2 separate regions of the Mus musculus genome follow, and region 1 is linked to region 2. Evidence: chromatin loops called from intact Hi-C (ENCODE). Cell type or tissue: heart. All regions are shown on one strand. Each heading gives the region's core, and the rest is flanking DNA. Links, peaks and the distances in the headings are about the cores only. Region 1 holds the start of Ralb (v-ral simian leukemia viral oncogene B). Region 2 holds the start of Nifk (nucleolar protein interacting with the FHA domain of MKI67).

Evidence for each region. Peaks named below come from ENCODE experiments on the same cell type or tissue, not always from the same donor. Only the 100,000 strongest peaks of a DNase experiment are listed, where the experiment ranks them.
Region 1: it touches region 2 in a loop (4-fold over the local background); 2 of 42 quality-filtered maps call a loop at or near these places.

What each region holds. Positions count from the first base shown.
Region 1 is chr1:119,499,681-119,510,796 of GRCm38, reverse strand. It overlaps Ralb (v-ral simian leukemia viral oncogene B), which reads left to right and starts at 6,015. Exons shown (of 5, transcript NM_022327.5): 1 at 6,015-6,220. It also overlaps the pseudogene Gm29454. In heart, for the core only: no CTCF peak of the experiment used is centred there; DNase peaks (open chromatin) are centred at 2,056, 5,886, 6,836, 8,696 and 2 weaker places; H3K4me3 peaks cover 2,769 bases; H3K27ac peaks cover 5,131 bases; H3K27me3 peaks cover 8 bases.
Region 2 is chr1:118,315,714-118,326,829 of GRCm38, reverse strand. It overlaps Nifk (nucleolar protein interacting with the FHA domain of MKI67), which reads right to left and starts at 4,987. Exons shown (of 7, transcript NM_026472.4): 1 at 4,833-4,987; 2 at 3,105-3,248. The coding sequence starts at 4,937. In heart, for the core only: CTCF peaks have their summits at 5,082 (motif pointing left) and 5,935 (motif pointing right); a DNase peak (open chromatin) is centred at 4,999; H3K4me3 peaks cover 2,302 bases; H3K27ac peaks cover 1,373 bases; H3K27me3 peaks cover 461 bases.

The DNA of each region.
Region 1 (11,116 bases), core at 1,511-9,510, 1.2 Mb before region 2:
ACCCTCAAAATCTCTGTCACTCCTCGGGCCCAACTTAGTGAGCTTTACTGCCGCTCTCCCAGGAAATTTCAGGGTGCTCTCAAATCGCCACGCTAAAGCCTCAGCTGTAAAATACGACCATGTGACATTATAGATATGCCTTAGTCAGCACACAGTAGGCCCTGGACAGAGGCATCCTTCCTTGCTTCAACCACGCACAGGGAAACAGTGGTTAGATACAGTCTTCTTATCTGTAATGTACGGATGTTAATGGTATACAAGGGGCAAGGAGGGCTACGGTGCAAAGAACCTGATGAACAGGAGTGTCAGAGGCCATTGGGAGAGTCCATTTCTGTTACTGGGGTTGTTAGGGTCAGAGCCTGGTCCTGGCTGCCCAAATGATCACTGGTCCCCGACAGGGTTATTAAAGAGGCAAGAAATAATGAAAAGCAGAGAAAGACTTATTCTGTGTGGCCCAGTGATTCCCTCCTATTCTCCCCATAGCCCAGGCTGAATGAGGTTCAGGTCTAACTAGAGAGCCAGGTCTACACATAGCTGAGCAGTTTGGGTCAAGGTGTGCTCCTGTCCATCACTGACCTCCAGTCTGTCTGAACTCTCTCCTGCAAGGTGGTCTGACTAATCATCAGAACGGTGTGGGATCTCTTCCTGGGTGCCGAGATCTCCCCTGTGAGTGGCACCAGGTAGCAGGCTTTTCCTTGTCCCACAGTAGACTCCTGGGGCAATTCCAATTCCTTGGGGTCCATTGCTTCAATACTCAGCCAAAGAAAGTCACAAGTGTCTCCTTAGAATATCCCCATTCCTGCTTGGACAGTCACTTTACCTTTGTGAGAAGCACAAGAATGACAACCAAGAGCAACAGAAGAGGAGACATGGGGACGCCATAGGATGGGAGGAGAGTCAGGCATCACCTAGGGAGCCTTGGGAGAAGGTCTTGGGTGAATTAAGGGGCTGAGTGTTATCGGGGACTTCAGGAGTCACTGAGAAGGGTGGCACCTAGGTCTTGATTTCCTGTACAGCAGGCTGAGGTGGTGGCTTGTTGGCCAGGCAGGGAGGGTACAAAAACTGGCTGTGAGGTGTCAGCCCTGAGTCAGAATGAGTCAGTCTCCGTCCTGGACTCTCTGTCCCTGCAGCCCTGGCTGAGACGTAAGGTGGAAAGCATGTGCTTGCCATCCGGGTTGCCTTGAGTATGGGTAGAGAAGATGGACTGCACAGGACTTTGATTTTCTTGTGGGCTCCCATTCTGGGCTTCCACGGATGGAATCCAGTTCCCTTGAGCCTCTCTCGCTCTAACACTGGCTTTTTCCTTATGCTTCTTGCTACACGGTGCTGAGGATGGAGCTCAGAGCCCAAGGGGAGCAGCACGGGCACCTTCTACTGAGATCACCCCCAACTCCAGCCTGGTTCTCACCCTCATCCCCCAAGTCCTCCATTCCAACCTTGGGTACATGTGAGCCTGGTGTGCTGAGCCTTTGAATTCAGCAAAGATAGGAGGAGTAAGAGGAAAAGGAGGAGGAAGAGGGAAAGAAGGAGGAAGAGGGAGAGGAGGAGAAGAAGAAGGAGGAAGAGGAGGAAGCAGGGACCCTTTAAGTGGTGTACTCTCCTGGTCCCCCTCCCAGGCATCAGGGGGGATGGGTTAGATTTCCCATCTGGATTTATCACGCAACAACTGCCAAGCAGACAAAGAACTGTCTCTTAGATGCGACACTCTCTGTCCCCAGGTGCCTTTACTGCTCTTTCCTCTCTCTGGCCGAGGCCTTGAATTTCTGATCCCTCTGCCTCCACCTCATAAGCACTGGGACCATAGGAAGGCTCCACCATGCTTCAGTTAGGCCATGCTGAGGGTGGAACCCAGCCTGGCTGGGGCCCTCAATGTCAAAGGCACCCTTGACACGGGTGACAACTGGGCCCTCCCCAGAGTGCCTGTCCTGGGTCTTACTCTTCTCCTGTGTCCCCAGGAGTCATGTGCTGGGGTGAAGGGGGCTGGCTTATGGCCCAGGTTACCTACCCAGACGCTGGCTGCTAAACTGTCTCTTTGTGTCAAAGCTTGGCAGCCGTTGGGGAATTTCTGGAAGGAGGGTGGGGGAGCCAGGAAGGAAAGCACTGTGGGATCTGGTGTTTCCCCAGAAGCCTGAATACAAAGAAAGGATGGAGGGGAATTCTGCCCAGGAGATTGTTTTTTCCCTTTAAAAAGAGCCAGCCTAGGGGGAGGGCCAGTGCTCTTCAACTTCGAGGGTTTCCCTCTAGTCTGGATTCTAAATGGTGGATGTTTCAGAAGCAGGGCCTAAGGTGGAGGGAGGAGGCATTCTGCACGAAACAGTCAGGTAGTGACTCCCCTGGTACAGAGGGTGGACCTCAACTCAGAGAGGTGAAGTGGTTTGCTTTGGGTCACACAGCATGTGTTGACAGAGCTATTTATTTATTCACCTATGTCAGTGTGTGTGTGTGTGTGTGTGTGTGTGTGTGCGTGCACCCGCGCGAGCGCGATCTTGAGAACTGAAGTTAGAGGACCACCTTGGCTGTCATTCCTCAGCTGTGTGCCTGGATGTATATATATGCACTGTGTGGACACAGGAGCCTGAATATATAGAAAGAAAGCAGCAGATTCTCTGGAACTGGAGTTACAGACAGTTGTGAGCCACCATATAGGTGCTAAGAACTGAACCCAGGTCCTCTGCAAGAGCAGCCAGTGCTCTGAGCCTCTGAGCCACCTCTCTAGCTGCAGTCCACCTTGTTTTTAAGACACCGACAACTAGAACTCACCAAGTAGGCCAGTGAGCCCCAAGAATTCCCCTGTTCCAGTCTCCCCAGGACAGGAGTCACAGATGTATGCCACCACATGAAGGCTCTTCTTTATTTTTATTTTCCTTTTTAAATATGTGTTCTGAAGGTTGAACTCAGGTCCCCGTTTTTAAGGCAGAGCCTTGCCAAAGCTACCCCTGCCAACCACCACCACCCTTGAGAGCTACTGCCACAAGCCAAGTGGCTCCAAAGTCTCAGTAAGCCATCCTCTCAACAGAGGAAGCAGCAGGCCTGTCCAGTTGTGTTCTAGATCATCCCAGGCCATACTCCATCACAATGTACTCTCCCTGTTCTCCCAATCACACCCCATGAGTCATGGGGAAAGTCGGCTTCTGGGTAGCACACATGAAGGGTCGGGAATTCAGAAGTGCCCCTAAGAGAGTTGCACACAGTTACCTCCTTTGCCTTTGGGCAGGGCCAAGATCTGAACTCCCACAGGAGAAGCCCCACAGAAGCCTTGGCGAGAACCAGAACAGGAGCAGCCGAAATGCCAGTTTGCATGGCTGGGCACGAAGTCGTGGCTGAAAGGCTCCTGTACCCACCACCACTACCACTGTAGTGGAGCAAAGTCACTGACTACTGTTCCCCAGCAGGGAATGCCCCAGGGCTGGGGTTGTGTGGAGGGAAGAGCCCCCACTACTGGCTCTGCTCCCCTCCTCCTCCTCCCTGGAAGGACCCATCCTGGATCCAGCACTAAAGGCGATAAGAAGTTCAGTGTTACCTAGCACCCTGGGGAGAAAACAATTCATCAAACAGCACAGAAGATGCCCACGGTGCTCAGCACGTACTTCTGAAGGAGGGAGTGTCTAGAACCTTCTTCCCATGGCATCAGCAGGTTAAATGGTTCCCAGGGGGCCCTACTGGGCATCACATATTCTTGCTTCTGAGACCCTGGAGAAGGAGCATGGAGAACAAGGGCCCCACCTGAGACCTGTCACGAGCCATCTCAGCACCCTTTCCACAGCAGGGCACATGTCCTGTGCGAGAGTCACTACACAGAGTGCTGTTTCTGTGCCTGTCGCTCTCTGGTGGGACTTGGAATGTCTAGACCTTGAACAAGACTCTTAGGATGGGGTCCCAGTGTAACTCATGAATTCCAGGAGTAGAGCACGCATCAGCCTTTTCAGACAGCCCAGTGCATCCTGTGTGGAAGGGACAGGAACAGCTGTAACACACTCCAGGAAAGGTGGGCCACAGCCTCGGGGCTACATGGAGGTGGGAGGGGGCAAGACCAGGGAAATTCTGGCCTGTCTGGTAAACCAATTCTTGACTCTGTCTCCTGAAGCGTCATTTCACGCGTGGACAGATTATTGTCTAAGCTTGCATCTGATCATCGAGGCTTGCCTGAGGAGGAAGTCGGGACATGCTGCAGCCTTCACGATGGCATCTGCTGCCCCTCACCGTGGTAGTCTGCATTTGTGCTTTTCTCATTAACTCTGTGTGTAACCTCATTTAGCCCTGTGTACCTACAGCTAGAGGTATTGCTCCTACTGGCTAGCTGGGATCAGAGGTGCATGGAGGCTGAGTGCTCTCTAATTACATGACTGCTGGTTACGTGGAGGAATTCTCCTTCAGCCCATACTTCCTGACTCTGTCAGACTTCAGTGTGATTCTCCCAGGTTATGAACTCTGCAGAGAGCTGTTTGAAAGTGCCTCCTGTACAGTCTGGAGAGATGACTCAGCAGCTAAGAGCACTTGTTGCTTCTGTAGAGGACCCAAGTTCAGTTCCCAACACCCATACGATGGTTCAGAACCCGTAATGCCAGTTCCAGGGGATCCGTACCCTCTCTTGCAGGCACTCAGCACCCATGTGGTGTACATAGATTCAGTGCAGGTAAAACACCATGCACATAGCCAGGCATGGTGTTGCATGCCTTCAATGCCAGTACTAGGAGGCAGAGACAGGCAGATCTTTATGAGTCTGAGGCCAGCCTGGTCTACAAAGTGAATTCCAGGACAGCCAGGGCAGTCACACAGAGAAACCCTGTCTCACACAAAAAACAAAAAACAATAAAATAAGACCACCCCTCCCCTCCCACCACCACCCCCCAAAAAGAGAAAGAAACCCCCATGCACATAAAATAAATCTTTTTTTTTAAGAGCCCTGGCAGTTTTTCTTTCTTTTAAATTTGCGTGTGCAGAGGGAGGAAGGTTGAGAGAGAGAGAGAGAGAGAGAGAGAGAAGAGGGAGTGCACATCAGAGGACAACTTGAGGGAGCCAGTTTTCTCTTCCCATTATGTGGTTCCCAGGGGTCTACAGGGGTCCAAGTCTGTTGAGGCTGTGGGGCTTGTCTCTGCGGGTGTCTTTACCCCTCCAGCCACCTGCTAGCCCAGGGAGACTTGGCTTCTCCTTATGCTGTCAGTGGGAGGACTAGGTCTGTTAGTTGCTGGTATGGAACCATTTAAACAAAGCACAAAAGCCTCTGATATAATATACAAGTATCCTAGTTTAGAATTATCAGCAAGAATAATTACACAGTGCGGGCTACGGTTATCACTGTTTCCCTCCTTAAAGATCAGAAACAAACGTTGAATTATTAATTACCATACAGTGAAAAGCACCAGTTCGTACGGGTGGGTGGGGTATCACACAACTGTGGCAGTGAGAAGTGGCTAATGTTCAGCTGGGAAAATCAACCCTAGTCGAAAACGCGTAAGAAAATAAGCTCCTGAGCGTAGGAGGGTGATGAAGGGCAGCCTGCAGCTTGTAGTTCTTGCCGCTGGCTATAGCTAGGGTTAGGGTTCCTGACCTGGCCTGTGACCTAGGTCAAATTAATAGCTGTAATTCCTTTACTAGTAGGGTGTCATGGGCGAAGCTAGAGGCGATGCCACCTGGAGTTTCCAGTCCCTGACCAAGGGTCTTCAAAGCTGCTTATCACCTTCCACACTAGGGCGCAGGCCACACTTGGCCACACAGTCCTCCTCATTGGCTTCTATCAGCTCAGTCTTTCTTGGCTTTTTCACAACTCTGGCCTGGCTCCGGCTTCCCCAGGAGTGCACCCGCCCACGCCCCGGCGTCCCCAGACCAGTTCCCAAGCTCTGCCACTGCAGCAGCGGTCACGTGCGCGAGTCCGGCTGGGGAGCCGAAAGGAAGGGGGAATGGGTGGGGCCGTTCCGTGGGTGCCACGCCCACACACTCAATGTGTTTTCTCATTGGTGAAGGTTTGGAAGTACCTCTTCGGATTGGTCAATAGGCGTGGCCTCGGAGAACGGAAGGGAGGGCTGCCTCTGGAGAGGACAGGGTTGCCGGGCGGACAGCGGGAACGCGCTCCGGGGGGTGGGGACGCGCGAGCTCACCACTCCTCAATGACAAATCGACTGGGGACAGCTGGGGTCCGGCCCCAGGACGGGGCGGGGCGCTCGTGAGAGCGGCGATTCTGGTTGTGCGCATAGCCAGAGCGGCGGTGGGACGGCTCCCCCAGGTAAGGATGCTGTGCCCCGCAGGGGACCGCAGACGAGGGGTGCGCCCTAGGATAGGGAAGTGAGTACGCTCTCCGCGCGATTGCAGGCCTCCTAGTTCCACGTTGGGAGGGAGGGACACGTCTCATGAAGGACAACGCCCCGGACTGCGCCCCGCTTGGCTTGAAAGGTGTCTTTTGGGAAAGCCGGAGAGACTCCCAGCCGGATCTGGGGGTGCTGAGGACATGGGGGAGGCGCCCCAGTTTCTCTTCCCTTGCTGCCTGTCCTTCCCTTTTTCCACAAATGGCCACTTCCTGCCTTTTCGGGCCTCCCTCCTGAGTTGGTCCACTTCCTCCGTCCCTTTCAGATCCATAAAATGTTGCCCAAACTTCTTTCTTAAAGGTAGGAACTTGTACTTTGGGTGACCTGGGAGCTGGGTTCAAGAAGTTTGTAGGGATTTGTTGGTTGTGAATTACTTTTTGATTCTGTCTTCCAGTTGCCTTTCAGAGTGTGACTAGCATCAAAGGTGGTTTTTAGAAGCACCGTGGCTTGAAGGGTTTTCCTGACCCGGTTCTCTGAGCCAAGTCAGCTCGTGGCTCAGACTTGCTTGTGGCCCAGACTTGAGTGTCCCCAGAGGGCGCGGCACCCACAGCAGGGTCCTTTTTCCTAGAGTTCATTTCCAAGTGAATCCTGGAATCTAGGGATTGGTGTTACCAGGGTGTTCTGGAAGAGGGTCTGGAATGGACTGATAGTTCTTACCCTCACTTGCCTTCAATCCCTGAAGAACAGAGATCCTCTCGCTCTGGCTCTGCTTTCATTTCCTAACCACCTTTCTTAAGTTTGGGTTTATTGAATGATCAAGGCTTATCCTCAGAGGGGCAGGGAGTGTGCTTTGGATGTGCCAAGTGAAGATAGTTTTAATCAGAGCAAGAATCTTACATGTTAAGTCTCAGAACATGTCAAAGTGGCGCCGCTTAAGCCTGGATTGAGGTGGTGAAATTGTGAGAGCCATAAAGGGAGGTGCTGAATATTGAGAAGGAGGTGTGAGCCAAGGTTGATCCTGGTTTTGGAACTTTGTGTGTATGAGACATGATCTTTTGTAGCGCAGGCTGGCCTGGAACTTGATAGATAGCTAGAGTGACCTTGAACATGTGACGTTCCTGCCTCTACCCCTTGAGTGTTGTGATAACTGTATTCTACCATGCCTGGTCCATGCAGTGGTGGGGCTGGAACTCTGGGCTTCCTATATGCCCAAGAACTCTACCAGCAGAGCCAAATCCCCAGCCTGGTTCTGGAATTTTCTTAGTGCCGTGGTCTAGAGGAGGCCCTTTGTCTTCTCTGAGCTCTGAAAGAGTTGGCTGCCCACCCCCACTGTCAGCTTCCAATCCAGTAGGCAGTGTTTAAGGTGTGGGAGTGGGCATGGTTCTAGGATTCCATGAAATGCCCCCCTGCTGAAGCTGTGATGTGTGTGTGTGTGTGCATGAGTGTATGAGTATATATGTGTATGTGTATGCATTCTTGTAATTTTATTTACATGTGACTATGCAAATATCTGTATATATGTTTGTATTTTTTAGATTTATTTTTATGTGTGCATATGTGTGGGACAGGAACCCTTGGAAGCCAGAAGAGGGCGTGGCTGGGATTCCCTGGAGCTGGAGTTACAAACTGTTGTGAGCTGCCCTGCATGGGCCCTGGGAACCAAGCAGGCCTCTGGAGGAGTAGCAGATGCTCCTAATTGCTGAGCCGTCTCCCCAGCCCCCACCAGGTTACTTATGGTGTGTGTGTGTGTGTGTGTGTGTGTGTGTGTGTGTGTGTGTGCGCGCGTGCGCGCGCGCACGCACGCATGCTATGCACACATGTGGCAGACAGAGGATGCTTTGTAGAGTTTTTCTTTTCCTTCCTCTTTTAATTTTCAGAACCAAACTGGTTGTCAGGCTTGTGTGGCAAGCCCCTCTCTCCACTAAGCACTCTCTTGGCGTGGGAGCTTTTCTCTTTCTTTTTAAGTGGGGTCTTAAGTCTGTCCCACTCACAGGAAACTAACGTTAGGGGAAACCAGCTGCGGTGTGGGCCCTGTAGGTGCTCTGTTGATTCTGACCTCCTCAGAGTCTTTTTATTTTATTTTTTTAAGATTTATTTATTTATTTCATGTATATGAACATATTATAGCTGTCTTCAGACACATCAGAAGAGGGCATCGGATCCCATTACAGATGGTTATGAGCCACCATGTGGTTGCTGGGAATTGAACTCAGGACCTCTGGAAGAGCAATCAGTGCTCTTAACCACTGAGCCATCTCTCTAGCCCCCTCCTCAGAATTTTTATTTTTGTGCGCAATGTGTATGTACACACCACACACACACACACACACACACACACACAAACACACTACAATGTTCTAGGAGTTGGACAGTGCCTTGTGCACGACTAAGCAGCCCCCATCCCCAGGGTTGCTCCCCAGCTCCTCCCCTTCCTTTCCAGTTACTTCCCACTGGAAACAGCACGGCTGCTCTTATCTGAGATCCCAGCGAGGTTTTACTGTGCCCGAGGAGATGTTGTTCCAGGAAAGTGTGGGTGTGAGTTACTAGATAGCTTTTGGAAAATAGGACCTAGACACGTAAAGATAGAAACATGAGAATTGGAACCTTAAATGGAGTCTGGAGAGTTTCTCGTGAATGTTTAATGGTGGAGGAATTAGAGGTGTACTCGGGGCTGGTTCTTGATGTTTTGTCTGTTTGGTTGCTTTGGTGCTGGGGATGGAGATTTTTTAATTCTTAGGCCACGGAGATGGCTCTGTGCTTAAAGCAGTTGCCTTACAAGTGTAAGGAAGGACTGGAGCTTGGATCCCCAGAGCCCAAATAAATGCCTGGTGGGATGGCAGCCTGTCTGTAACTCCAGCACACAAAGGTGGAGACGGGATCTCTGGAGAAAGTGGGCTAGCTCTCGAGTCTTGCCATACCAGTGAGCCACGGGTTTTCTTAAGGATGATTCTTGACATCAGCTTCAGCCTCACCGTGCATGTGCACACGTGTGCAGAGCACCCACGGCACAAACAGATGTGCATGCACGCCTGTGTCGACTCAGACACAAAGAGTGGAAGAGAAATATCGTCACTGTTGCCTTGAAGTTCTTAGGAACTTGAAGGCCTTGGGAACAATGACTTAAGGCTCCATAACAAGTTTGAACCCCGGGAGTTTGTGCTGTGTTGTTCCATCATGGCAAACCTCTCTGGAGTCTGTGACCAAACTTCCCCATTCATCTCATTTCTGAACGTGGGAACCATTGGAGACCTTGTCTGAAGCTGCAGTTGGAAACGTAATAACAAGCAGAGCTATTCCATTGGAACTTTGTGAACTGGGAAGGTCTCCAGTAAGACAAAATAAACACAAGAACCCATGCCCTATATTTCTCACTAGCACAGGAGTCCCTTGTGTGTGTGTGTGTGTGAGAGAGAGAGAGAGAGAGAGAGAGAGAGAATTATGTGTTGACAATTACTTCTAATCTACTGCTGTTAGATGGGCAAGAAATTTTCTTTTTTTGAAATTTAATTCTACATGTATTTTTATGTGTATGTATGTGCCTGTGTCTGTTTATGTGTCCCATGTGTGCAGGAGTCAGAAGAGGTCAGAACCCTTGCTTGAGGTTCCCTCCAGTTCCCTTGAGGTGAGAGAGGTGGATTTGAGTCACTGTATGGGTGCTGGGAACCGAACCCAAGTCCTCTGGAAGAGCAACCAGCTCTCTTACCACTAATCCATTGCTCCCTGCACTCCTGTGAGCTTCTGGTCCTCCTTCCTCTACGCACTCAGTGCTGGGATAACAAGCGCACACCTCTATACGTGGTTTAGGCAGTGCTGAGGATTGAACCGGGACTTCATGCGTGCTAGCCTCACATTCCACAACTGAGTCACATCCAGACTGCCACAGGCCTTCTCCAAGACTAGCTTCCAACTTTTTTTTTTCTTTTAAAAGGTTTTCTGTTTGTGTGTTTTTGTTTTGAGAAAGGTCTCTCATGTAGCCCTGGCTATCCTGGGAACTCACTATGTAGACCAGGCTGACCTCTGAGTTACAGAGATCCACCTGCCTCTGCCTTTTAAGCATAGGATTAACGGCGTATACCACCTTACCTAGCTTCTTTATAAGCACTCTTTAGACTAGACACTATTGAGGTGGTTTTTGTTGGGGTGCCTTCCAAAGCATGTGGGTACTGTAGAGGATAAAGACACATCTTGGGTTCCTGCTGTTCTAGAAACTTCCATGGTATACTTGAAATTTCATGTTCTTTCTTCTGGTTCTTTGTCGTTAGACACTAGAATTAATCAGCCAAATATGCAGTCGCTTTAGAAATTAGAAATTTAAATCTTACTGTTCCCCAAACCAAATAGAACACAGAGATTCTTTTAGATCAACTCTAAAACAAGTTGGTGGGCAAAAAAAAAAAAAATGTTGATAAAGTGATCTTTGATCTCCATGGTGAGCAGCTGAAAATGATTATCAGTTCGTGTGTGTGGAGATTGTATGCACACATGTGTGGAGCTCAGAGGACAACATGGACTCTCTCTCTCCAACCATGTGGTTCCCAGAGATAGAACCTGGGCTGCCAGGCTTGGCGGTTTCACCTTCCTCTGCTGAGCCGTCTCACCTGTTCTTCCGCCTAATTACTTTTTAAATTTTAATTCTATTTTATTTTATTTTATAGTCTACGGAGGCTTTTCTGTTTGAGCTTTGCACCTCTAGAGAAAGGACCCCAGGGGTCTCCCTCCTGTGTGTTTTGGTCTCGCTTCTTTGTGGTCCCTGATGCTAGCTGGGGTTGTCAGCACAAGGAAACCAAACTGACAGCGTGGACACAGATTGTTCTGCCATTTCTCTAGGTGTTTGAGTTGCAGATCAAACCTAGGGCTGATCGCGCTACACTTGCTCA
Region 2 (11,116 bases), core at 2,073-10,072:
ATTCCATGAAACGAGGGCAATTTAAAAACTCTCATCAGAAGCCGGGCGTGGTGGCACACGCCTTTAATCCCAGCACTCGGGAGGCAGAGGCAGGCGGATTTCTGAGTTCAAGGCCAGCCTGGTCTACAAAGTGAGTTCCAGGACAGCCAGGGCTATACAGAGAAACCCTGTCTCGAAAAACCAAAAAAAAAACCAAAAAAAAAAAAAAAAAAAACCCTCTCATCAGGATGCCACGAAAATACCAATGTCCCACAAAGCTCAACAACATATTACAAAAACAAACATCAGCAATTCAAAGTTAATTTCAGTTACACAGACAGAGTAAGGCCAGGTTGAGTATCAACCACCAACCATCTCCTACCAACACTTCCAACCACACCAAAACAACAGACTACCACTGCAAACTAACAGATCCTTTGAAAGGGAATTTGAAAGGACATGCCATTCCAAGAACAAAAATCAAGGGCAGTGAAATGACTCACCAGACAATGGCACTACCTACCAAGTCTACCTGACTCCAACCCCAGGAAACACAAGGTGGAAGGAAAAAAAACAAACTAGCTGATTTCTACATTCACTCCTGCCCCATTCTAATAAATAAAAGTAATCAAGAAAGAAAGAAAAGAAACCAAAAAGCCAAGGGTTGGATGCCCAACACAGACAAAAAGGTGGGTTTAAGCCCCAGCATCATAACACAGGCAAAAATCAGAGTTATGAAGTAGCAATGAAATAATTTCATGGCTGTGGGCCGCCGCATGAGAACTGTATAGAAGGGTTGCAGCATTAGGAAGGCTGTAGGGGCTGGAGAGATTGCTCAGTGGCTAAGAGCACTGGACCTGGGTTCAATTCCCAGCACCCACATGGCAGCTTCAATTTCCTAGTTCAGAAGCTCTGATGCCCCCCATTCTGGCTTCTGCAGGTACTAGGCATGCATGCGGTTCACAAACACATAGACAGGCAGAATACCCAGACAGATAAATAATAAAAATTCCCTTTAAGCTGGGCATGGTGATGAGTGCCTATAATCCTAGTAATTGGGAAGCAGAGGTAGGACAGCTACAAGTTCAAGGCCAGCCTGGTCCAGGTAGCAAGTCTGGGACAGCCAGAACTCCACAGTTAATCTCCGACTCCAACCAACCAAATCAAAACCCAACACTTTAAAGGTGCTTAGAAGATGTAAATTTAAAAACCTGTTGAAATACATGGTCTCTGACATGCAAGTGATGGCTCATCCTAGCATCTGAGCCACTTCTTGGCTCTCGAGCTGGAACCAAGTTTCTGGAGTAAATATGGACTCATTTTTCACTGCATCTCACTAGCTGAACAGTGAACAAAGATTGCATCTCCTGGTAGCTGTCAAACAAGTGCAGTAATACATCAAGAATCAGATGTATTTGGGGAGCAACCTCTAGAGCAAGTGAGGAATAGCTATCCTATGAGACTGTAGAGTCTACAGGATTTAGAAGCCATGACTCAGGCAGAGGAAGTGGCTACTAAGATTAGCAGGAAGCTGGAGGAACTGAGGAGAAACACTTGACAAAAGGAAAGAAAGAGGCTGCTGGCTGTGTTGGCCATGGCACCTGCAGGAGACGGCAGTTACATTCCAGACGAGTTCCAGGAGACTCAATGACCCACAAAGAAAGCGCCAAAGCCCACGAGCCTCCTCAGGACAATGCAAGACTCGTCTTCTCCTTCCCCACACGCAAACAAAAGAACAGATGGGACAGCACAAGTCTCCCAAGAGGAAGAATTGCTCAGGGAACTAGGAGAGGCAACCAGCGGGAGGAGTCCCCAGGGGAGGAAATTCTCTTCCAGGGAGGAATCAGTTGGCAGTAGGCCTCAAGAAGGTGGTGGTCACAAAGCGACAATTTCCATCCCCTGACTTAAACCCCGGTAAAAGCAAATTCACAAAAAATGATTCCTGTGGTTTTAGGGGCTCTATTAGAGAAACCTTACATAAACCAAACTTAAGTTCATTAACCCCAGGGTTAGCAGTCGCAAAATAAACACGATCTACTTGTCTGTGTAGTCTGAGGACGAGAAGCAACTACCTTAGTTAAATGAACACTTAGAACACTGATTCTGCTCTTGAGATTGATATAAATTTCAATCCTTGCTGCCCGATTTTCCCGAGGGAAGCCCTGTAAGCAACGTGTGGCTGTGCCCTGTAAGCACATCCAGCCCTCGGCCTGTCGGGTGAGCTCCCAGCTAGAACCTTCTAACAAAGGTGAGCCAACTCCAAGTATGAAGTCTCAGTGCTGTTCCGCAAGGCGCTCCACCACCTTGTCTGTGCACAGGCCGAGGCCGGAGCGCGCACAGTACCTTCTACTCTCTCAAGACAGGACTTTCTCTTGAGCTGGTCGCTTGCTCTTTTGGCTTAACTGGCTGGCAACAAGTTCTACAATCAGTGGCTCCAGCTTCCAATATTGGGGTCACACCTGGCCTTTCACTTGGTGCTTGAAGAAGGGGTGTGTGTGCACGTGTTCCACTTCATGTTTATGGCACAAGCGCTCGGACCTCTGGGCATTTCCCAGGGTGTCTCTGTCATTGGCCTGGAGCTGAGCTCGGCTGGCTGGTTAGCAAGCCTTACGTTCCCAGCACTGAGATCACATGCGCATATGACCGTTCCTGGCTTCTGTAGGTTGACAGTTATAGACTGAGCTATCTCCACAGCCTCATGATTTCCCGCTTTTTATTGAGATAGAAATCCACACTATGAAACCGTGACTGGCCTCAAACTCTGCCTGTCCCTGTCTCCTGAGTGCTGGGACTAAAGGCAGGCCACTACACCAAGCTTACTTTCTTGTGATTCCACTGCAATTTGTAAAATCACTTTACTTATATTTACTTTATTTAGAGACAAGCTCTCTCTATGTAGCTGTGGGTATCTCCGAACTCATGATGTAAACTAGGCTGGCTTTAAACCGATTCACCTGCCTCTGCTTCCTGAGTGCTGGATTTAAGGGGGGTGCCACCATGCCTGGCTTGTGAAAAGTTCCCGAGCAGGAACTTTGTAGGTAACAACGCTGTGCCTATGAATACAAAGGATGACATACAATTGACAAGCAAAATATACATAGTTGAATTCAGGAACAGAATCTTACCCGCTTACTTCTAGACAATCTGAATCTGCTAATGTCGCCAAACTGGGCACAGTAGTTATAGATGTGGCTTTCAGAAAGTGTTGAAGGTAGGTGGCCCAGATAAACTACTCCACGGTTAAGTTTTTCTTTCTTCTTTTGCTGAGGCTAAAACAGATAAACATTTTAAAAATACAAACTCATACTACACCAAAACGTTTGTGCGTATACACATTTTTCTGAGCCGGATCTCACTATGGAGCCTTGGCTGGCCCAAAACTCACTACGTAGACCTGGCTGGCCTCTAACTGCTGAATGCTAAGATTAAAGTCCTATATCACCATGCCCTGCAAAGGTCTTTATTTTTCAACGAAAGTATGTTACCATTCCATAACCTCAGAGTAAATTAATTCTAATGTCTTTTTCTTTTTTTTGAGACAGAGTTTCTTTGGGTAGCCCCAGCTGTCCTGGAGCTAGCTTTGTAGACCAGGCTAGGCTCAAACTCACACAGATCCACCTGCCCCTGCTTCCTGAGTGCTAAGATTAAAGGTGTGTGTCCCCGCCACCCAGCTTCCTAAAGTCCTTTCAGAGGCTAGGTGGAGATCTGCCTGCCTCTGCCTCTCCAACACTAGGATTGAAGGTAAAAGTCACCTTGCCTGGCCTGCAACAAATTTTCAACACCATTCTTTCCCCTTGGTCCAGGAACAAACTCATAACTCTATCAGGGCAGAAACTGAAAAACTCCGTGTTTGGTATCTCTCTTCCCTTAAGCACTTGCTGAGCAAGGCTGAGGCCTGAGTTCAATCACACAGAGCCACAGACTCTGCAAGAGACAGACTCCCACACACGCACGCACCATGATGCACACCAAGGCACACATATGTCCACACCCACCTGTCCCTACAAAACAGTCAGCACAACATGTGTTCAAGAGCTAAATGGACAAGCAAGTAACAGTCTGTCATGTTCAGAGTAACACTGTGAAACCAAGACCTTCAACTCCGAATGCAGTTGGCAGTTTATTACACCGAATCTTAACTGTTTCCGGTTGTTAACCTTCATGGTGCAGACTCTCCTTCTCTATCACCATACTATGACCCCAGAGAACAAGAACTTGTTTCCTGTCAGGTAGGGTACCGGGTGACCTATAGTGTATTCATGAAGTGGATATAGGGGGTTCAAGACCTCGACTGCACAGCAAATGTGAGGTGAGCTTGGGCTACAATAAACCCTATACTGACACTGTAACAAAAGCGACCCTCCCAAAAGACCCCCAGGACAACAACAATAAAAAAAGAAAAGCTGTCGTTCTCTCCAATGCACTCCATGGTGCAAACCAAAGGGACTATAAACTTCCGTTAGGGACATTGCATACAAACTGAACTCGACAGGTTGACAGGTTGAAGCCCTATTCTGAATTCTGACCCTGAGCTGTATTCTGACTCTCGATCCTCCCAGGACGTGGGCTTCGGGACGTCTACTCCGTCTTCTAAGCACTACAAACTAAGGGGACATAACACACCTTCCGAATGCTGCGGTAGACCATGAACCCTCATTTTGCAGGTCAAAGCGGAAGCGTGGCAGCTTTAACACATTCTGAGATCTGGGGGTGCCATGCTCCCACACGTGGTACCCCTCCTCCTTCACCTCACACCGATTCCTGACCTGCCTCGGTCCCCTGATTGGAACCATCGTCTCCCAGCCCGTGAGAGGTTGGCTCCCGAGCCAGCCCGGCCGCCCCGCGCCGCTCACCTTCTTCGTGCGCCCTTGGATCTGCGTCAGAGCCTTCTCAAACTGCGAGTCTTCCTGCGGGTTCAATGCCAGACTCGGCTTCGCGGGGCCTGCTAACCCAGCCATGCTGGAGAACCCGAACAAGTCAATCCACGCGGAGCCTTCGGAAGTGACGTTTCCTTCGCGTCTCGGAAGCGGAAGTAGAGGCGGAAGTGTAGCAAAAGAGCAGGCCCCGGTGTCTAGAATTGAGGCAGCTCGAGCGCCACCTACTGGCCACAAACTAAAAACATTTAAAATCGGATTAAGGCTCCGTTGGTGAAGCGCTTGTTCTCAGTCCTAGGTTTGAAACCCAGTGCCTCATAAAATGTGACTGGAGCCACGCCCCCTGCCCCCATCTGTAATCCCAACACTTGGGAGGTAGAGGCAGGAGGATCAGGAGTTCAGCGCCATTCTCATAAACATAGTTCGAAGACAGCCTGGGCTCCATGGACTCAAAAACAAATTTAAAGTCTCAAACATTAGCCATGCCCGTTGCCTGTTCATGCCAACGTGCAACAGGAAAAGCCTTCCCCTCTGTGGGCTCCTTTTGTAAACTTTGTAAACGCTCAAGCAGGAAAGTGGCCAGGCCCCTGCCTGAGGAGATCCAGTGGCCAACCTCCCCAGTCCCCCCACCCCCGCATGTTTTCCAACGTCCCTAATGGTTTTCTAACCATCCAAAAGTGGGAGAGTGGCCAGACCCTGCCCTACAAGAAAAAAATTCCACCAGTCCCCGAGGTCTCTCAAGTTCAGGACTTGAAATTCCACCAGTCCTCATCATGGAAGTCTCCACAGCATAATCCAACACCTATTTATATTTTTGATATTATACACCTGTGTCTGTGAGTGGGTATGTGTTCAGGAATTCAGATGACCATAGAGAATAATGGTGTCGGATCTCCTGAACTTGGAGTTCAGGCTGTTGAGAGATGTCCAATGTACTGGGAACTGAACTCAAGTCCTCTGGAAGAGCAGAAAATACTTTTAACTGTGAGCTATTTGTCTAGTCCCCATTTATTTTATTTTTATGCGATGAGTGTTTTGCCTGTATATGTACCCTATATGTGCAGTGCCTGCAGTGGCCAGAAGAGGGCATCAGAACACTGGAACTGGAATTAAGGACTGTGAGCTCTTGACCACAGAGCCATCTCTTGAGTTCCCTAGTAAGTTTCTTTAGGTAACACAATAGGAATTTTGAGAAAACAAAAGGAGAAGCTTGTAAGAGTTTCTTATGTTGAAACAGTTGTCTTTTCTCCATTTGTTTATTTACTTATAGATTAATTGATTGACAGGTTGATTGATTTTGTGTGTAGTGTATGCCTGTCAGTGAGTATGGGTGTGTGCACCCTTGTGCTGCATCGCATGTGTCTAGGTCAAAGGACTACTTGCTGTAGTTCTTTCCTTCCACGGTATGGGTTTTGGGGACTCAGGCTTAGTGGCAAGTGCCTTTACTTGTTGAGCCACCTTACTGACCCGGTCTGAAGATTATTTTAAGCAAAATATTTTTGAGACTCAGTGGATAAAAAAAGAAGCCCTTTATCTAAGAGAGCAACTTCTGGGGAGATGGGGCTTCCTTAAGCCCCTTTGGGGAATGTTATGACATAAGGAACACTGGAAGAGGGGCTGGAGGTGCAGGCTCAGCACAGAGCTTACCTGCCTTTTATGAAGCTCTGGCTTCTACTTCCAACTCTGAGTAAACCAACATCTAGGCAGCCAGCGATACATGAGACCCTCCCTGTCCCTACAAAAGGAGGAAGGCAATCAATGGCAAGATGGGTCTGAGGGTAAAGGCTATGGAGGTTAGGCTGAAGGCCTGAACTGGACCATAGAACCCAAATGGTAGAAGGTGAGGACCAACTCCAGCAGGCTGTCCTCTGGGGATGTCCTAGTTTTCTTTCTGTTGCTATGATAAGACAAACCAAAACCAACCTGGGGGAGAAGCAAGATTTTGTTCCTTATAGGTTAAAATCCATCATCGAGAGAAACCAAGGCAAGAACTGAAGTAGAAACCATGCAGGACCACTGCTTATTGGCTTGTTCCCAGGCTCACACTCAACCACTTTTCTTATATAACTCAGGCCATCTGTCAAAGGATGTTGGCATCCACGGTGGACTGAGCTCTCCTACGTCAGCCACCAATCAAGAAAATGCCCCAAAAGACACATCCCCAGGCCAATCTGATGGAGGCAACTCCTTAATTGAAGCTCCCTCTTCCTGAGTGTATCAGTTACCTTCCTGTGGCTGTGATAAAACACCTTGATCAATGGAAATTATGGGGAAAGGAGTTTACTTTGGTATATAGCTCCGGAGGAAGAGTCCATGATAGCAGAGAAGTCATGGCAGCAAATGGTAGCAGGAAGCATGGGCAGGCAGCCAAGAGAGTTGAGAGAGCCCATCTTCTGTAAACACAAAGCTTCTACTTCCCAAGTTCTGGCATGCACAATTCACCCAGCACCTTAGTTACTTTTCTAATAGTGTGGTGACACATCACCAGCAAGGCAACTTATAGAAGGAAGAATCTATTTAGAACTTACATTTCAGAGAGTGAGTCCATGACACTCATGGTAGGGGGTATGGCAGCAGGCAGCAGGCAGCAGGCAGCAGGCAGCAGGCAGCAGGCAGCAGGCAGCAGGCAGCAGGCAGCAGGCAGCAGGCAGCAGGCAGCAGGCAGCAGGCAGCAGGCAGCAGGCAGCAGGCAGCAGGCAGCAGGCAGCAGGCAGCAGGCAGCAGGCAGCAGGCAGCAGGCAGCAGGCAGGCAGGCAGGGCACTGAGAGCTGAGAGCATATATCCTAACCCATAAGTAGCAGGAAGACAGAAAGATGTCTGGTAATGGTATGGACTTTTGAAACCTCAAAGCCTTCCCTTAGTGATACATGTCCTCCAACAAGGCTCCACCTCCTAATTCTTCACAAACAGTTCCACCAACTGGGGACCACATACTCAAATACATCATCCCATGTATGGGGGCATTCTTATTTGAACCGTCACATCTGATTTATGTAGTACTGCAGTTAAATCCAGGAACTCACATTCTTGGTAAGCCCTCAACTTCTAGAGCTATATCCCCAGCCCAGGACCTGCTACTTGTGATGTCATCGAGTTCTTCTATTCCTTCTCTGATTTTCTGTTCTGTTAACACAGTCTCATTATGTAGCCCTGGCTGCCCTGGCACTTATAAATAGAGTAGACTGACCTCTAACTCACAGAGATATTTCTGCTGATGTCTCCTGAGTGCTGGGATTAAAAGCATGGACCCACACACCTGTTGTGCCTCCTAAAGCCATGGACCCTGCATGTGCCTTGCTTGCTTTTCCTCCACACTTCTCATCTTCTTTTAAAAATATTTATTTACTTTCATTTTGTTTTAGTTACATTGCTTGTGTTCATGTAACTATATATGCATGTGTATGTATGTATGTATGTATGTATGCATATGTAATATGTGCCTGCCTGATGTGCATGGGGGACAGAAGGAGTCAGATTTCTCTGATCCTGCACTTGCAGATAACCATGAGCTGCTACATGGGTTCTGGAAGCCTGAGTCCTCTGCAAGAGCAGGAAGTATTTTCACCACTGAGTCACCTAGTCAGCCCTGAGAAATCTCCTTTTAAAAAAGATGTTTGTTTGCAACAGGGTCTTATTTTGTGTCCTAGGCTGGCCTGGAACTTGTGATGATCCTCTTGCTTCAATGTCCCAAGTTCTGGGAGGACAGGAATGAGCTGCACACCTGGTACTTTCATGCAATGTCTTAAACTGTGTGGACCCTGCATGCTCTGTCTACTCAGACTTTCGGTACCTCCTTGCAACTGTTTCTATGTAACCTCCATGGTTCTTACCTTTATCAATACTTAGCAGCAGGAAGGAAGAAAAGTGTTTCAAATCCATCTTTCCAGAAGCAGAATCATTCTAGAAGACCTTCTTGGAGAAATTGAGAAAAAAATGTCAAGAATTCTAAAAACTAGGTTCTGCTCCAGGTGGTACCACCAGGAAATGATGGAAGCAAGCCCAGTCTTCTATTCAGAAGTCATTGGACAGGAGGGCAGCCACAAACACATCTGGACCGGGGCCTGGAGAGAAGGTCAGTGTGCAGTGTTCGCTGTTCAAGCTTTAAGAGCTGAGTTCCCATGTCCAGAATCCATGGGGAAATGGCTGTGATGACAAGAACTTCAAGTCTCTGAAGAAAGAAATTGAAGAAGATCTCAGAAGATGGAAAGATCTCCCATGCTCATGCATTGGCAGGAGTAATATAGTAAAAATGGCCATCACGTTGAAAGCAATCTACAGACTCAATGCAATCCCCATCAAAATTCCAACTCAATTCCTCATAGAGTTAGAAAGAGCAATTTGCAAATTCATTTGGAATAACCAAAAACCCGGAGAGCGAAAACTATTCTCAACAATAAAAGGACTTCTGGGGGAATCACCATCCTCAAGCTGTACTACACAGCAATTGTGATAAAAACTGCATGGTACTAGTACAGTGACAGACAGGAAGATCAATGAAATAGGATTGAAGATCCAGAAATGAACCCACACACCCATGGTTTCTTGATCTTTGACAAAGGAGCTAAAACCATCCAGTGGCTAAAAAGACAGAATTTTCAACAAATGGTGCTGGTTCCACTTGGGAAAAATGTAGAAGAATGCAAATTGATCCATTCTTATCTCCTTGTACAAAGATCAAGCCCAAGTGGATCAAGGAACTTCATATAAAACCAGGTACACTGAAACTTATAGAGGAGAAAGTGGGGAAGAACCTCCAATATATGTGCACAGGAGAAAATTTCCCAAACAGAACAGCAATGGCTTGTGTTATAAGATCAAGAATTGACAAATGGGACCTCATAAAATTGCAAAGCATCTGTAAGGCAAAAGACATTGTCAATAGGACAAACAGGTTGGGAAAAGATCTTTACCAATCCTACATCCAATATAGGGTTATTATCCAATATGTATAAAGAACTCAAGAAGTTAGACTCCAGAGAAACAAATAACCCTATTAAAAATGGGGTACAGAGCCAAACAAAGAATTCTCAACTGAGGAATACTGAGTGGCTAAGGTCAAAAACTCAGGTGACAGCAGATGCTGGCGAGGATGTGGAGAAAGAGGAACACTCCTCCATTGCTGGTGGGATTGCAAGCTGGCACAACCACTCCAGAAATAAGTCTGGCAATTCCTCAGAAACTTGGACACAGTGCTACCAGAGGATCAAGCAATACAACTCCTGGGCATATACCAAGAAGATGCTCCAACATGTAATAAGGACACATGCTCCACTATGTTCATAGCAGTCTTATTTATAATAGCCAGAAGTTGAAAAGAACCCAGATGTCCATCAACAGATAGATATAGATATAGATATAGAAATAGGAATAGATATAGAAAATGTGGTACATTTACACAGTGGAGTACTACTCAGCTATTAAAAACAATTAATTTATGAAATTCTTATCCAAATGGATGGAACTAGAAAATATCATCCTGAGTGAGGTAACCTAACCCCAAAAGAACACACATGGTATGCACTCACTGATAAGTGGATATCAGCCCAAAAGTTCATAATATCCAAGATACAATTCACAGACCACATGAAGCTCAAGAAGAAGGAAAACCAATACAAGTGTATGGAGACAAAGTGTGGAGGAGACTGAAGGAAAGGCCATCCAGAGGTGTCCCCACCTGGGGATCCATCCCACATACAGTCTTCAAACCCAGACACTATTGTTGATGCCAAGAAGTGCATGCTGTCAGGACCCTGATATAGCTGTCTCTTGAGAGACTCTGCCAGAGCCTGAAAATACAGAGGCAGATGCTCACAGCCAACCATTGGAGGTGTTAGATAAAGGTTTGAAGGAGCTGAAGGGGTTTGTAACCCCATAGGTAGAATAACAATATCAACCAACCAGAACCCCCAGAGCTCCCAGGGACTGAACCACCAACCAAGGAGTACACATGGAGGGACCCACGGCTCCAGCTGTATATGTAGCAGAGGATGGCCTTGTTGGGCATCAATGGGAGGAGAGGCCCTTGGTCCTGTGAAGGCTTGTTACCCCAGTGTAGGGGAATTCGAGGATAGGGAGGAGGAAGTGGGTGGGCGGGTTGGGGACCACCCTCATAGAAGCAGGGGGAGAGGGGATAGGATAGGGGGCTTCCCAGGGGGCAAACAGGGAATCAATCAGTTTAACATTTGAAATGTAAATAAAATATCCAATAAAAAAATCACATGTGAATAGAAAAAACAAAAAAAAAATTCCTTTACCCATTTACC